Regions from separate parts of the Mus musculus genome. Here region 2 is linked to region 1. The links are chromatin loops, found by intact Hi-C in ENCODE. Cell type or tissue: heart. All regions are shown on one strand.

The links. Peaks named below come from ENCODE experiments on the same cell type or tissue, not always from the same donor. Only the 100,000 strongest peaks of a DNase experiment are listed, where the experiment ranks them.
Region 2: a loop joins it to region 1, with 4 times the contacts of the local background. A loop is called at or near these places in 10 of 42 quality-filtered maps.

What each region holds. Positions count from the first base shown.
Region 1 is chr12:54,486,355-54,494,354 of GRCm38, forward strand. No RefSeq gene overlaps it. Among named protein-coding and RNA genes, the nearest start is that of Gm36213, 11 kb to the left of the region's middle. In heart, a CTCF peak has its summit at 3,534; no DNase peak of the experiment used is centred here; H3K4me3 peaks cover 264 bases; H3K27me3 peaks cover 1,042 bases.
Region 2 is chr12:54,349,610-54,357,609 of GRCm38, forward strand. It overlaps Gm35895 (a long non-coding RNA gene), which reads left to right and starts at 1,215. Exons shown (of 3, transcript XR_381605.3): 1 at 1,215-1,297; 2 at 3,084-3,277; 3 at 3,535-3,630. In heart, a CTCF peak has its summit at 3,860 (motif pointing left); no DNase peak of the experiment used is centred here; H3K27ac peaks cover 334 bases.

The DNA.
Region 1 (8,000 bases):
GAACAGTATAGCTGGGTCATAGGGTAGTTCTGGGTTTTCTTTTTAAAGAATCTACCATACTTGTTTCCACAGTGGGTACACCAATTTACAGTCCCATTAACAGAGAACAAAGGTTCCTTCCTCTTTCCCTGCATCCTCACCAACATCTGTTCACTGTGGTGGTTTGCATTAGATGTCCCCCATATACCTGTGTGATTGAATACTTGGTCCCCAGTGCTCTAGGAGAATGAGGACTAAGAGGGAGGGAAAACTGTGGGTTTGGGAAGTGGCACTGTTGACCAGACAGAAGGGACAGATGAGGAAGACCGAGAAATCAAGGGTGGCTTCAAGAATCTGGTTTGGAAATGTGGTCAGGGGCTGATAGAATGAATGGGATGAAGGACAGGTAAGGAGTCTGGGATCCAGCTACAATAAAATCATGAGTGAAGTCGGGAAATACACAAACATAGAAGGCACAACAAATTTGGATTCAATAAACAAGTCTGCTTTGGAACAAGTTAAAGTGCCTATCCACTGAACATGCAAGGAAGGCTATCCGATGGGTAACTCTGAAACTCACTGCAGTCATCAGACCTAAAACCTGAACATCACAGGCAGGTAGGCAAAAGTTAAATCATAACATATAAGAGATTAGGCAAAGAGACGGAGAAGAAAGCAGGACTGTTAGTAGAGATGCAAAATCTCCATTATTAGGAGACTGGGGTAGGATTGCAAGTCCAAAGCTGCTTAGACTGCACAGTGAGCTAAAAGCAGCTTTGGTAACCTAGTGAGAGCCTGGGCTAAAAAAAAAACTAGAGACTGGAGAATGGCCCAGAGGAACAGGGTTCGGTTCCCAGCACCCTGAGGCAGCTTACAAACATTCATAACTCCAGTTTCACGAAATCTGATGCCCTCTTTTGATTTCCTTAGGCATGAGGCACGCATGTGGTACACATACATACAGGCAGGCAAAGCATTTGAACAACTAAGTAAAACAAGCTAAAAAGGACAAGGAAGGCTTGGGTATGTCTCCATGGTAGAGTGTCTAGCATGTCTGAGGCCCTGGATTCAATTCCTGTAAGATAAGGAGGAAAAGAGGAAGGTACTTAGACTTAGGAACATATGTTAAATAATATTAGATTACACTTTATTAGATAGTTTTAATTTAAAGGAAGTATTAAGATCTAGTTTTACTTATCAACAAACTAAAATGATTTTAAGGAAAAGGGGGAAAAAGAAGCATCACATAACTGTGGGAATTTTGCCATAAGAGGTTTGTTTGTTTGTTTTAAGTTCTCTAAGAAAAAAATTGTATCAAAAAACCTAAAGTGGTTGGCCATTTCTAAAACTAAGCCTCCTTCTAAAACAGCTGAGGGAGTTAATATCCTCCCAGCCTGACCTACAGCCCATAGTAAACAATGTAACATTCCCTTTCTGCCCTGTTACTAAAGTATCTACTTTAACTAGACCTAATTTTCCCATGCTCACCGCAGCTCTTTCACTATGACTGATCCATTCTTCAGTCTTTCATTTTGATTGACCTCTGACCAGGCTGAAACTTGTCATTGAATAATTATTTTTCCTAAGGTGTGTTGGTTCGTTCTTGAATTTGCTGAAACCTGAGAACGTGGTATCCGTTGTCATTAGATTTAACCAACACTTTGGCTGAGTAGAAGACTTGAGTCACTGAGTTCCTCAGAAATGTGTAGACATTACTTCACTAAATCAAAGTCCAAGAATAGCTGGGTTTTTCCTCTTCATAGGTGACTTGAAAAGCTCATGTCTTTAGCCAAGTGGTAGCAGGGAAACCTATCCCCCCCACATGCGCCACTCCTTTACATTTTGAAGTAGACAAATTTCTTCTATGACAATAATAAAAGTCAACAATTCAAAGCCACAAGTCCTTCTCTGCCTCATTAGACATTCTCATCATTGAAGACTGCTCAGATGTCCTTTTCTAACCCATAAGCCTTCCTCCTCTCACCTTTCCAAGTAGAATTATCTTATTCACGTAACATTTACTACATATGATGAGTTTCCCTGCTAACGACTAGGAAGAGGTCCGGGTTTTCTACAGAGGACGAAAGAAAATAGGTTAAATAATACAGAGTTTTATTTTAGTAGCCAACTTTATCACAGTGCCAACTGAATAGGGACTCAAATGTTGACTGGTCACCTATCTCTTCCAACTTTACCCTGTGAAATTTTGAGAGACTCTGGAGTTAGTATACTTGAACTTCAGCAGGTTTCAGAAGCACCTGGAGGAACAGCTGAACTATAGCCCACTAAGCCCCATATCCCCCGCCTCATGGCTGTGACAACATGGTTGTGGTAAACTTAACAAGGGACGGGTTTATTTTAGCTCATGGGTAAATTGCCCATCATGGCAAGTAAATAACGCCAGCAGGGGCATGAGTCAGCCAATCACACTCTCCTTTGCTTCCATTTAATTCAGCCCGTGAGACAATGCCACCCACATTCAGGGTGGGTCTTTTCCTCCTCAGTTAAACCTCTCTGAAAACATCTTCACAGACACATCCAGATGGATGTGTCAATGGAGAGATGACTCAAAGGTTAGTGGCAGTTTCTGCTCTTCCAGAGAACCTGAGTCTAATTCCCAGCACCCACATGGTGGCTCACAACCATATGTTGTGTTACATAAATACCTGGAGACACACATACACACATCATCATCATCTATAAATAACCCAGTAGTATGTCTCATAGGTGATTCCTAATAGAGTTAAGTGGACAGTAATGATAAACCAACACAGGTATGGCTCAAGAATTTTCTTCTCTAACAAGTGCTACGCTGGTGCTGTTTGATCCAGGCTGAGAACCAGAGAGTTAGAGTACTTTAGAAATGTAAGAAGATGGACGTGTTCTTGGAAAACAAGAGAAATCAAGGTTCAGATTAGGACTTTCCATATAGCCCCAAAGTCATCAAAATTCGTCTTGAGAAACATAAACCTAACACAAACAACTATTAGCCTATGTTCCCCCTAAGCAAAGATATCTGATGTGTCTCTTAGCTCCTTTTTATTCACTGGCCACTCATGAACAAGAGCCTTTAATCAAGACCCTCTACCCTGAATGATCATCACTCTTTAATTCCGTGGTTCAAGTATGAACCCAGAGGAATTTTGTGTGCCTTAGACCAAATTCTCCTTCAAGATAAAACAATTACAATTATATATATTTTAAATTCGTGTTTCTCTTGTTTTTTCTGTTTCTCGGGCTTTCCATTCTCTCTGCCTGCCCTCTCTCCGCCCATGAGGTAAGAGAACAGTGATTCTTGGATTAAGACTTGACAAACCACCAATAGTTACATATTCCTTGCCACCACAAGCCTTTCCACTTGTCACTGAAAACGGTGGTCACCAACCCCACCCACTCCTAGCCTGCCTCCCGTACAGAAGCCTCCACGTGGTGATTGTTGTACCCCTTTTCATAAATGGTGTTACTATATAGTGTCTTTGAGCACTGTGATTTCCTTAAGTTTTTCTGCGGACTTTGAGGTGACTAAAGTTGCATTGTAGCTCCACCTAGAGCCTGCTGCTGGTAAGACCTAGGACCCAGAGCAGACGGATGCGGGACACTCACTTCCAGTAAGTAGTAGGCTTAATGAAAACTCAGCTCTCCGGGATTCAAATGGACTGCAAGGCTATAAGAAATTGCTCAGCGTTAGGTCAAAGAGGCCTTCCCTCTGGACCTGTGACTTGATAACTCTCATTTTAAATAGTGTCATCGGCTTGGATTTTGGCTTCACGTTAGGATTTTAACTCTGGAGACACAGTCTTTTCGAAAGCATTTCGATAGGGAAGGAGCCTGGAGGGAGGAAGTTCAGCAGCTGACAGACCTTTTGGCTCTACCTCAGCTGCGTGGAGATCTGCGACCTGAAAAATCAGCGTGGCCTGGCCCAGGGCCGGTTGCAATGGAATGTGCATGTGCCCGAGAGTCCATTAGTCTCATTTAATGTGTGTGTGTGTGTGTGTGTGTGTGTGTGTGTGTGTGTGTGTGTGTGTTTTCCCCTAGCGGATAAATGTGAGCATCAAACACCCTGGCTTTTTTACAACACAAAAATCACAGGTCAGTGCCTTCCATGAGACCTGTTTGATAACAGGGAACAAGGAAGCAACGTTGGAGGACACTCAGACCCAGGAGGGTGAGCAGAGTGTTTGGGCAGAGCCAGGGGTTTGTCCCTGTAATTTAAGTATTAAATTAACTCTCTCTCCTGCTTGGGAAGAGAAATCAACACATTGCTGCAAGCCTCCTGCCAGCAGCAGCCTGCACCAAAGCTGCCCTAGGTCCCTACCACCAAGTTCTTTCATGGAAGGCTAGTCTTCACCCACCATTAAATAGACCAGGGTGGATTTTAAAGCACAAGGAATTCACATACCTTTCTCTTGACTATTTATATCAAGAGGTACAAAAGCTGAGCCATGCAAATGATGGGACCCCCTTCGTAAAGGTCCACAAATGTTGTCTGCTATGCTCCTTGGGACTGTTCCAGCTTCTGCATTTCCTAGGCCTCCCAGTGTGGCTTTTCTGTAAATTCCATGAGTCCTGTGCCCCAAATCATCTGAAATTGTTCCTTAGTAGTCAAACTGCTGACCACAAAGCCAGGGACGTTAAAGAAACAACCGGACCATCTCCCCAGAAGAGAGGTGAGAAGGGCAAATGAAGAAGACCTGGCTTGCATCTGACTGTGAAGGAGTAAAGTCTAGGATCAGTCAGGTCAGAGGGAGGCCCCAAAGTTCAGTCACGCCAACCGCATGAGCATATGAAGGAGTGCAGAGCCACAGCCCTGGCGGAGTGTAGAGCAAGCATTCCACATGAATCAGGAGCTTCTTTGGGAACTATCTCCAGATGAGCCAAATGGTTCAACAAGGCCTATGAATCCTTCAGTCCATGCTGCTCTGTGCCATCCCAGCCCTCCAGACATGCCTTACACACTCGTTTCTAACATCCCATCCCAAGAGGAGACATAGGCAGCATCTACCCTGCCTCCTAAGGTCTCAAAGGACAAACCAACTCAGTTACTGAGCTAGCTTATGGAGCACAATGGGGTGCTAACTTAAGCACATTTCCCCTTCCCTAGCCTTTCCCAGCCTAGAGACACCAGCCCCTCCTTGAGGCCAAGTGCTCTTGGAGAAGGGCTGCAAACAGTGGGTGACTGGAAGCAGCTAGGTATTCAGATGACCATCACAGGCTGAGCAGCACCCTTCCCACCCCTTTATGAGGGGTTGTAAACCATCCACGATCCCAGCAGCGGGGACAATCTTTTGCAAGTAGGAACAGCTGAACCCCTTAGATGACAGCTGTTTGGCTAGGAGAATAGTCCTGTACAGGTATGTGCATGCAACTGCGTGTGCGTGCGCACACACAAATACACACACACACACACACACACACACAAACACACTGGAGCCTAGTTTCTCAGCATGGCCACCAGACTGTAAGTTAGATGAGGATCTGGGCTGCTGCTTTTTTTTTGGGGGGGGGTGGTTGGTACGTGGGTATGGGATATTTTATTAATGAGTCTCACTGTCTAACCCTGGTGGTCCTGGAACTTAAAGAGTTCTGCCTGCTTCTTCCCCCTTAATGCTAGCACAATGTTTCTCAACCTGTGGCTCATGACCTTTTTGAGGGCTGCATCTCAAAGTCCTGCATCTCAGATATTTACACTGCGATTCATAACAGTAGCAAATGTGTAGTTAAGAAGTAGCAACAAGATACTTTTATGATTGGGGGTCACCACAACATGAGGAACTGTAGTAAAGGTTGAGAATAGCTGTGCTCAGATAACAGATGTCCACTACCTCATCTGGCAGTTACCAAATTTCTTGATGTAGACTTTGAATCCAGCTTCACCATCCTCAGGAGATGAGGCCAATGCGTTCCCAGGTTGCCAACCCCTGGGCTGTGCCAAGCCTCCCAGCTCTGAACTCTTTCTGTGGAAATGCAGACGATGAGACACTGATGTGGAAACCCATTCTTAAATGTGTCCCTTTAACACACGAGCATAGGAAAGAACAGGAAAACAAGAAATGAATAAATGGAGACTAGAGAAGAACGTGGAAGGAAAAAGGAAATTAAAGGCTGTACATTCCAGGAACTCAGAGAACAGACCTGTGTCCCAGGGGCTGCAGCTGTGCTAGGCACAGGTTTCTCAGGAAATGTTAATTGAATGAAAAACACAGAGAAGAAAAATTGACACAGGATCAAGGTGGGAGAAGACGCCCTGGAAGCATCTTTACCCAGATCCCCTGGATCTTCCACACAGCTTGGGGCTATCCTCCAGCCCCTGAGAACCTGCAGACAGGGAAGGGGAAGGGGGGGAGGGCTGCGGGGCAGAGTAAGGTTGCTGTGCAGTGCACTGCACCACTTGTCTGAAGCACAAGTCCTGGTCGATCTCCTCCTCCTCCTTCACCCTTAAAAACACCCGTCTTGATGCAGGGAAGAGTCACTGGTTTCATTTGAAACCGTTCCCAAACAGGATATAGAGTCTCCAACAGCTCCTGGGCCCTTGGCAATCGCCATGAGCAGGTGTTTCAGGAAAGTGCTGAGGAGCACGTACTGTGTAAAGAGCCAGGGCGAACTGGGTGGAGGCCAGGAGAGCAGCCCAAGGCAGAGGCACTGTGGAGACCAGCCTGAGCCTCCTCTGGCTTCCAGGGATTTGCGCTCTTTCCTCCTGCCTCCTCTGCCCTCTCGCAGCCCCCTCCCCCACCCCCAATCGGTGACGTGATAGAAATTGGGAAATTCCTTTTGTTATTTCTATAACCAGTAAGATTCCCACCAAAATCAAAATCCAGGCCTCAAAGGAAGAAAAATAACCTACAGTGAGCAAAATGGAAACGGGAGGAATGAGGAAGGCCTGTGGTAACAACATAAAACAGGAAGGCATTACACTGACACAAGCCAAAGCAAACACACAGGACTGGGGCTGCTGAGTACAAGTTCATAGGTTAAAAAATATATAAAAAAATAAAAGTGTGCACACATTAGAAGCCAAGCTCCTAGAGGTAAAGTGGAAACAAGTTGTCCTCTCATTACAACCCCAGGGACTTTATAAGCAGCCCTGGACAAGTCAGACATTCCTGGGTACACGCCCAAGGGAAACAAAAATCTCCATCTAAATAAAAATGTATGCGTAGATATTAGAGCCAAATGATTCACGAAAGCTAGACCGTGGGGACAAAGATCTATGGTGTGATGACTGGATTGTACCCTGGAATAGCCTCTTCCTCATTCCTCAGAAAGAGAATGGAGCGTTGACACACACTATGATGCCAAAGAAACTGAAGAGCATCTCGCTAAGTGAAAAAAGGCAGGCACCACAGTGGGCTGTAGGCTGCGTGACCCCTTTGTTTTCAATGCAGGTTCGTGTTCTCCCTTCAGGACGGAAACAAAGAATTTATTTTTATAAACATAGTGTATGGAATGGTGGGGTGAGGTAATGGTGGCGTGGTTGGAAGGCTCTAAAATCGACTGTGGTGATGGATGGTTGTTCACCCTGTGAGTGCGCTGAACACCACTAATCACACGCTTTAAGTGACGGGGCTGTACGGACTGTGACTGTGAAAAGAAAAGAGCGGTTTCCTGAGCAGGAGGGATGGTGGGCGTGTGGTTAGGAAGGTTAGGAGGCAGCTCATTCAGTCCTGCACATAGGAAGGCCTTCTCCATATTCCTTTCTAGCCTTACCATCACCTCAAGACTCCTGCTGCAACACCTCTCAGAGGATCCTAGTAGTGAGGGACCCTACCCGCTTTGTTTTCATGACATGCATAACTGATAAGTGCTTAAAATAGTCTTTCTAGATAAATGTATAGTTACAGGTTAGAGTCATAGGAACTTGGAATACTTTATCTGAGACCACAGAGGTATTACCTGAAGTCAAAATATAGGGCCTAAAATATAAAATATATCCTATACTTTCCTCCCTCCCTCTCATCCCCCACCAGTTCCTCTGTCCAACCCAGCAGGGCCATCCCAACACAAATGAGCAGGGCAGGGAGGGG
Region 2 (8,000 bases), 140 kb before region 1:
TGACTCAGCACTCTGAGAGATGAGCCCTGTCTGTGCTCCTTCCATAGCAGAGGATTAGGAGAGTCCGACAGAGGCCCCAACTGACTCTCAGCCACTGTCTGGCCACTGTCTGCTTCTCTTATGGTCTTGCAACCTCCTGAGAATGAAGATTTTTTTTGAGTCTGACTTTCTCTGAGTAGACAATGCTATATGATGTACTGAAGTACACACATTCTATACTTTCAAATGCCTCTCATATAGGAGACCCTAATGGGCTCAGCTCTAACCCAGGAAACCAGTCCCAGTCTGTCTGGGAAAAGAAGATTATTACAGAGCTAGTCAGATGTACAGACGTAGCCATGGGCATGAGCAGGAGAAGCAGGACAACTCCTAAAACTATTCTCTTTCATAAAAGTAACTTTAAGGAAAAAATATTGAAAAGAGAATACACAGAGTGAGCATTCTATGTCACAGGCCTGGACATCATAATTCCTTCTGTGAAGTACCGGGAAGTAACATAACCTAAGGGAAACAAAATGTCTCCAAACTATACTTCTACAGTTCTTTCTAAATTTAAACACGAATCATATCTTCTCTCCCTGTGCACAGCAGAAAGAGACAATAGGAGCTGCCAAAGCACTGTGTAAGTGATAGACCCCATGTCAGAGCGAGATATCACTGAAGCCCACTCTCAAGACCATATGACCCCCACAGAGAGAGAGAGACAGAGACAGAGACAGGGAGAGGGAGGGAGACAGAGTAATACAGAGATAGAAAGAGAGAGACATAAAGAATGACACAGAGAGAGACGGGGGTGGGGGGTGGGGGGAGGGAGAGAGAAAGGGAGAGAACATAGACACACAGTGCCTTTGCTTACCCAGAAAGATAAATGGCAGCCCAGTTAGTTGCCCAGCAACCAGTCCCTCCACCTCATTCCATATTGGCTGGATTCCCAGAGAACCAAAGATCTTTCTGGGTACTAGTAAGAACTTATTTCCACCAATATTTACTTCTTTAGTTTACCATGGAAAAAAATGACTAAGAGACACTAGGGTCCTTGTTTGGGAATGATAAGTGGTAGCTAGAGACTGATACTGAAAAACTCCGTATGAGTAGAAAGAAACATACGTGAATGGATGGAGCATTCAGACAGGGCAAGTGACCGTGATGAAGACAAAGTCAACACATTCATACTTCTGTTCTGTTGGACATTAAGGGCAAAGGTTTCCGGCAGAGGTACCTCAGAAGGAGCACATTACAGTTTGAATTTGAAATGTTTCCCCAAAGCTCATGTGTTCAGAGGTCAAGCCTTTGGAAGGTGAGTACACTGAGAAGATTCTAACCTCATCAATGGGTTAATCCATTGATAGGACCATGGCTTAATAGGCTACTGAGAGTTGATGGAAACTTCTGAAAGTGGGGTCTAATTAGAGGAATTAGGTCACAGACATATGCCCACAAAGGTCATATCCTTATACCTGGCTTATTTGTTTCTCCTTCCTCCCTTTTCTTTTTCCTTCCTTCCTTGCTTCCTCCCTTTCCCCTTTCCTTCCCTCCTTCCTTCTTTCTTCCCTCCCTCCCTCCCTTCCTCCCTCCCTTCCTCCCTCCCTCCCTCCCTCCCTCCCTTCCTTCTTCCCTTCCCTTCCCCTTCCCCTTCCTTCCTTCCTTCCTTCCTTCCTTCCTTCCTTCCTTCCTCCTCTTTTCATTTCTTCTTGGCCACCTCAAAGCAGAGGTCCTGTTGTGACCTATAGAAAACCTTTGGCCCACAGTTATGGCAACGAAGTCAACAGAATAATACATTCTGTAGTAATAGTGACGAAGTTAGCGTTTCCTTGCAGATCCTAGTAATTACACCCTCTTGTTCCTTTCCCAAATGCATGCAGTCCTGCCCTAGGATTGGTGTGTGTGTGTGTGTGTGTGTGTGTGTGTGTGTGTGTGTGTGTGTGTTAGCATATGCAGGAGGTGCAATTCTTATTGGAGGTACAGCTGCCTGTGTGTTAATTCTAAAGGTTGTGACATTTCCAAGGTAAGTGGCCCACACTCCTTTAAGTAACTAAGAGACCCTAATTTACTTGTTCACCAGCCTGGGCTTGGATGAAATTCTTTTCTGGTCTGGTCTGTCAGCTCCCTATCTGGGGCAAATATAATGTTTCTTTACTTTGCCCCAAGAAAAGTCACACCACCCTGAGGTGAGTGGTTTTGCTCTACCAAGTGGTTCCCACCATGATATCTGTGTCACCTTGACTTTCAGAGCCCCCTCATCATAAACTTAAATCTCTAAAATCATGGGCCAAAAGGAATAAATAAATAAATAAATAAATAAATGGATAAATAGATAAATATCTAATTTTAAGTTGTTTATCTCAATTACTTTGTCACAGTGGCACAAACTTAACATAGCATGGTATAAACCGACCTGTCTGGCAGGAATGAACACCTGCTACAGACACATTGGCACTTCCTTCTTCATCAGACTGTTGAAAGAATGGACCCCAAGAAACTGCAATGTCCCCAGGAACCTCTGTACTGGGAGAGGAAATGTCTGAAATTGAGGGCATCCAAAGGAAGAACTTGTTTCCAGAAGAAAAAAATGCACAGGTCAGGTGACCTTGTAAGACAGACTGACCTTCAGGAGAGGCTCAAGGAGGTGGGGGGAGGGGACCACATCTCGGAGACTGTTTCATTACGCATATCTCTTGCTTTCTACTTAAACTTGTCAGAACCCCCAAGACAGACTCAGAGAAGTCATTAAGACTCTTTGTCCAGGCAGTGGTAGCGCATGTCTTTAATCCCAGCACTTGGGAGGCAGAGGCAGGAGGATCTCTGAGTTTGAGGCCAGCCTGGTCTATGGAGTAAGATCCAGGACAACCAGTGCTACACAGAGAAACCCTGTCTTGAATTTAAAAAAAAAGACTCTTTGCCCCTCTTCCCGATATGGCCACATTGACTAAGTGTCCTCTTTCTGCTTCTCACTATTAATTTGGCTCCTCTAATCAGCTTATTGAAGATGGGTGGCCAAGCCTGACTTGTTGGTTACACACGATATGATACCCGAGTTCAACAACAACAGAACTTCTCATGAGGAAATTATCCTTCCACCCCAGGCCACCATGTCTCCCCACTTCTCAGCCTGACAAATGTTCCCAGCCAGCCCAGGAAGTCCTGCCTTCTCCAGCTCTCTTCTGGGACACACACGGACTCTTCTGACATTTCCAGGCACCTATTACAACCCAGTCACCATGCCAGTCCCTGGAGCTAGAGATGCCAGACATAGCCTACATGCCAGGCCCTGGAGAAGGTAGGGTCTGCTCTCTGCTTTGAGATCCACAGTCCCTTCATTTCCATTTTGAGATCTTACCCTAGGGCAAGACCTGTGGCTCAAACACTCAACCCTTCCAATTCCCAGCGCACTGTGCTTTTTTCTTTCCTTTTCTTTCTTTTTCTTTTCTTTTTTTCATTTTCTCTTTCTTTTTCTGCTGCAGCCGCCTTACCTTCCAGGAAGCCTTTGGTTTAGAATAATATTTACATGTATTTGCATTTCTTTTGTACACACAGATGGGGGGATGGTCATGGCGGAGAGTTTTGCTTAGAAATGAAACCGCTTCCTGGGCCGGTACACAAAATGCTATTCCAATTGCCAATTTCAAATCCTGAAGCAACTCAGTTCAGCTCAAATCCAGGTGATTTCTCTCACGCTCCCTCAGTCCCAAAGCCCCCGCCCCTGCTTTTTCCATGGCTGCTTTGTCATTCTCCACATAAGGCAGGGGTGGGCAAGCTCTATTTGTTTTGGTCTTATACAAACTGGAAATGTTTCCTCCTGCAATCTTTCATGGTTTTTAGTCATTTTTAGAGAACTCTGTGGGCACCCTCTGGTGGCTGACTAGAATTTTTGCCTACAAAAATCAAGAGTTTGACTGAGATGGCTTAATCTCACTAACAGTCCTGATCTTTGGCTTTCCGTGGAACAGCGTGAGTTTCTCTGAGAAGTTAGTTCATCGCATGAAGCATGAGAGACAAGCATGCAGCAGTTGGTTTGAAACCCGCTGAGGAGAAAGGTGCCGTACAAAAAAATGCTAGCGCTAGGTGCTGCCATGGCTTGTAGGTTGCAGTGTTGCCAGGCCAGCCTGGGTACATGGGATGAAAGGTGACCTTCTGTGGGCTCTTGGAAGACTTAGCTTCCACAGGAAACACATGCACAGCACGCAGAGCACACACACACACACACACACACACACACACACATGCTCCCTGGGTGACAGCTGTGATGGACGGTAACAACGGAACAATGGCTGACTCCTTTTTTGTTTAAAACCAAAAGAGAATTAAGTCAAGCCAAAGAATGATATAAGGGAGGTTGGGAGGTCAGCGGAACTGGAAAGGTCCCAGGAGAAGGGTAAATCAGGAAGACTAACGCTTGACTTCCTTAGACCTGCTCAAGAGAGCAGCGGCTTTTGAAAACCCCTCAGGTCTTTGGAGAATCCTTGGGGTGGCTGGGGAGGTCGAAACTAGCTTTCGGGAAGAATTATGCGGCCCTCCTACCTGATCTCTCATGCCCTTGAGCCCTGAAACCCTGGGGGTTTGATAAGTACTGCAGCTTTGTCAACAAAGACATCAGCTTCGTTTCCTTAACTCTTTCCCAAAGATTTAATTAGTCTCAGGATATTCACCGGAGTCAGTTAATGTCACCTTCATATTGTGAGCAGAGGTGCACAGGGGTTAAACATGAGTGTGACTTCAGGGACTCTAGGAGGCAGCTCCACTGCCCTGGTGCCCCGGAATCTCCCCTGCCGTGGCCTCAGTTCTCAGTTACCACCCATCATGCACTTTGTCCCTCTGCACAAGCGGCAGAAGTGAAAGCCAGCAGGACAAGGTTTCATGGAAGGGCACTCTGGGAGAAGCAATGTCCCAGCAGGCCCTAGAAGCCAGAAAGACAGCCCAGCTGTTCAGATCCCAGACCACACAGTCTTTAGGCCTCGCAGCATCTTTTACCTGCAGACAAAGAGGCATTGTCTACCAGGACAACTTCCTTAAGGAAATTATTTTCATGTGCTCTGTTTCACAGCCAGAGCCCAGGGCAAAAAGGAAGTCCCAGTTCCAGCAAGCTGTCAGTCACGCTGCTCCCGCTCCCAGGATTGGGGTAACAGCTACTTCTCAGCCAGGATGCATTTGAGAGTGCTGTGTGCGAGGGTGGAACAATGTCTTGGGTGGGTATTCCAGAAGCTGAGGTATGATGACTGAGCAACAATGGCACCGTGACCACACCTGTGGGAGCAGACGAAGCTTAGCCGCCCTCAGAGACACCCTGAAATCCACTGAGCTGAACCCGGTGAAACCTCTCCTTCACTTTCTGTCTCTGGTCTGTGCTTCCAGTAAAATGAAAATATCATTTCATGGCTGTTGTGGACCACACTCAATCTGGGCTGTATCGACCATCATGCTAATTGCAGCCAACAATACTTGCTGAGTACAGGCATCACCTTTTATACAGATTAGATTAACTTACTCATTTTCATGACAACCAAATGTTCCCCATTTTAAAAAAAAAAAGGATACCAAGCAAGGAAGTGAAATGCCTGGCCCCACTTGGGATGATGGTGGTTAAACATGAGTTCATTCAGGGTTCATTCAGGCTGATGGGCACCAGGCCCTGAGCTCTTCACAACCACTGCTGCTATTCCTTGAAGCCCTGTGTGGCAAGCTCAGTTACCCTTTGCAGAAGCCTGCATATGGTATGTGCTGTAATCATTCCCAGCTAGTGATGAGACCATAGAGAAAGTAAACAAGACTACACTGCTAGCAGAGGGAGAGACAGAGTAAAGCCAGTGTTTTCAGTCCTTGGACCTGAGGGCAGGCAGTTAAGAGCACTTGCTGCGCTTTGAGAGAAGCAGAGTTTAATCCCCAGCAGCCATGTGAGGCAGCTCTCAGCCACCTGTAACTCCAGCTCCAGGGGATCTGACATCCTCCCCAGGCCTCTGAGGGCACACAGTCACATTCTTACAGACACATAGACACACACACACACGTAGATAAAATAAAAATAAATCTCAACTAGTAAATAGTACAGAGGGACTCTGGTATCTACATGCAAAAGATGAACTGCTAGATGTAGGCTACAAAAATCAACTCAAATGGAAGAAAACATACAGGAAATGCCACAGGACATTAGAATACACAAGGACAAGAGTTCAGAGGCACATGGAGAAACTCAACCATCCCATACGAAAAGGTGTCTGCCCAAAAAGCCATCAACTGTCAAAATGAAGAAAATCTCTAGAATGGGAAAGGATGCTTGTAAGCTCTGTGCCTGAAAGGGAGTTCAAGCCCACAATAGTTAGAGAATTTTAAAATCTCAAGAGCAGTCACAATTGGTCACAATGCAGAGGGTCAGTGGCTGGACAGTGCTCAACCACAAACAGGATATCTATTCCACAAACTGTTACCTGCGGCTTAGGGATCATTGTGGAAAAGGGGGCAGGGAGGACCACAGTGAAACGGTGTCTCCTGAGAGTAACAGGACCACCACCCTCATGAGCTCACAGCAGCTGTGGTTGCTTACACAAGACCTGCTCAAGATCAATACAGGCTACAGTCTAGCATGGACGGAAGCTTAAGGAGCTCATGAACTCTCATCCCTGATGGAGAGGCTATGGACAATGGATGGCTTCGAGGAGGGTGAATGCCAGCTTTCCTTAAGGGTGTGGCTCCTGTAGACTTCTCCAGTGGATGGTCCTACACTCACAAGTACATGCACAGTACCAGCCAGAGTCGGTGCGCTGTTGACTAAAAGAAACAGAGGTTAAGAGTGGGAGTAGGAGTAGGAAGCTGGGCATGAACTGGGGAGGATTTAAGAGTAAGAACTCAAGAGTGAATAGTATAAAAACATATTGTATAAAATTCTTGAAAAATTAATAGAAATACTTTTAAAAAAGAGAACAAAACAAGAAATAACCCAATTAAAACCAAGCAACAAACCTAAATAATCATTTATCAAAATAAGACATGCAAAAAAATCAGCAGGTACACAGAAAAAAAAATTGCTAGCACAAATCAGGGAAATACAATTTAAAGCCACAGTGAGAGATCAAGTCACTCTGGTAAAATGGTAATTATCCAAAAGGCCCAAAGTGGGAAGTACTAGTGAGGGTGTGGAGAAAGGGCTCCCCATGCACTGTTGGTGGGGATGTGAATCAGGATGGATTGTTAGTCCCTTAAAATACTAAAAGTACAACTCCCGAGTGACCCACAAGTACTAAAAGTACAAGTCCTGCGAGACCCACAAATCCCATTACTGAGGATGTACACATCCAAAGAAGTAATGTCGGCTTGTCTGAGACAATCTGCACACCCATGTTCACAGGGCTAGTCACAAAAGCCAAGATATAGAGTCACTCTAAGCATACAAATGATATATGATAAAGAATAAGTCACACATACACATGCATGCACATACACGCATGCGTGCACATGCTGGAATATTATTAAGCGGGGGGGGGGGGAGGGAGAAACTCTGTTGTTTGTGGCAATGTGAATGGAAATGGAGATCACTGTGTTGAAAAAAATAACAAAACAAAACAAAAAACAAGCTTAGAGTACAGAAAGACAATGCCCTGGTCATTCACATGCAGGACCTCAGAGGTTGATCTCTTACAAGTCTCGAGGAGAAGGATTTCGGTTAACAGAGAGCGGTGGAAGTGGTAGGAAGGCGGCACGCAGAGAGGTTGACTGATAGGGAGGAAGTTGCAGTGGATAAATGTGAGAAGCTCTAGAGATGATAATGATAATTATGTGTTGTTATACCTTTAAAATCTACAAAGATTCTGAGTGAAGCAGACATGTTAATATGATTTAAACACAGCACTGTCTACATATATTAAAATATCACGTAATGCTGGGGCTGTCACAGTCAGCAGAGTGACAGGCACTGAGTCCTAGGTTCCCTCCTGGCACCACATTCAGGAGATGGAGCAAGAGGATCAGAAGTTTCAGGGCTATTTACATAGACATTTGGGGACTGGCCTAGA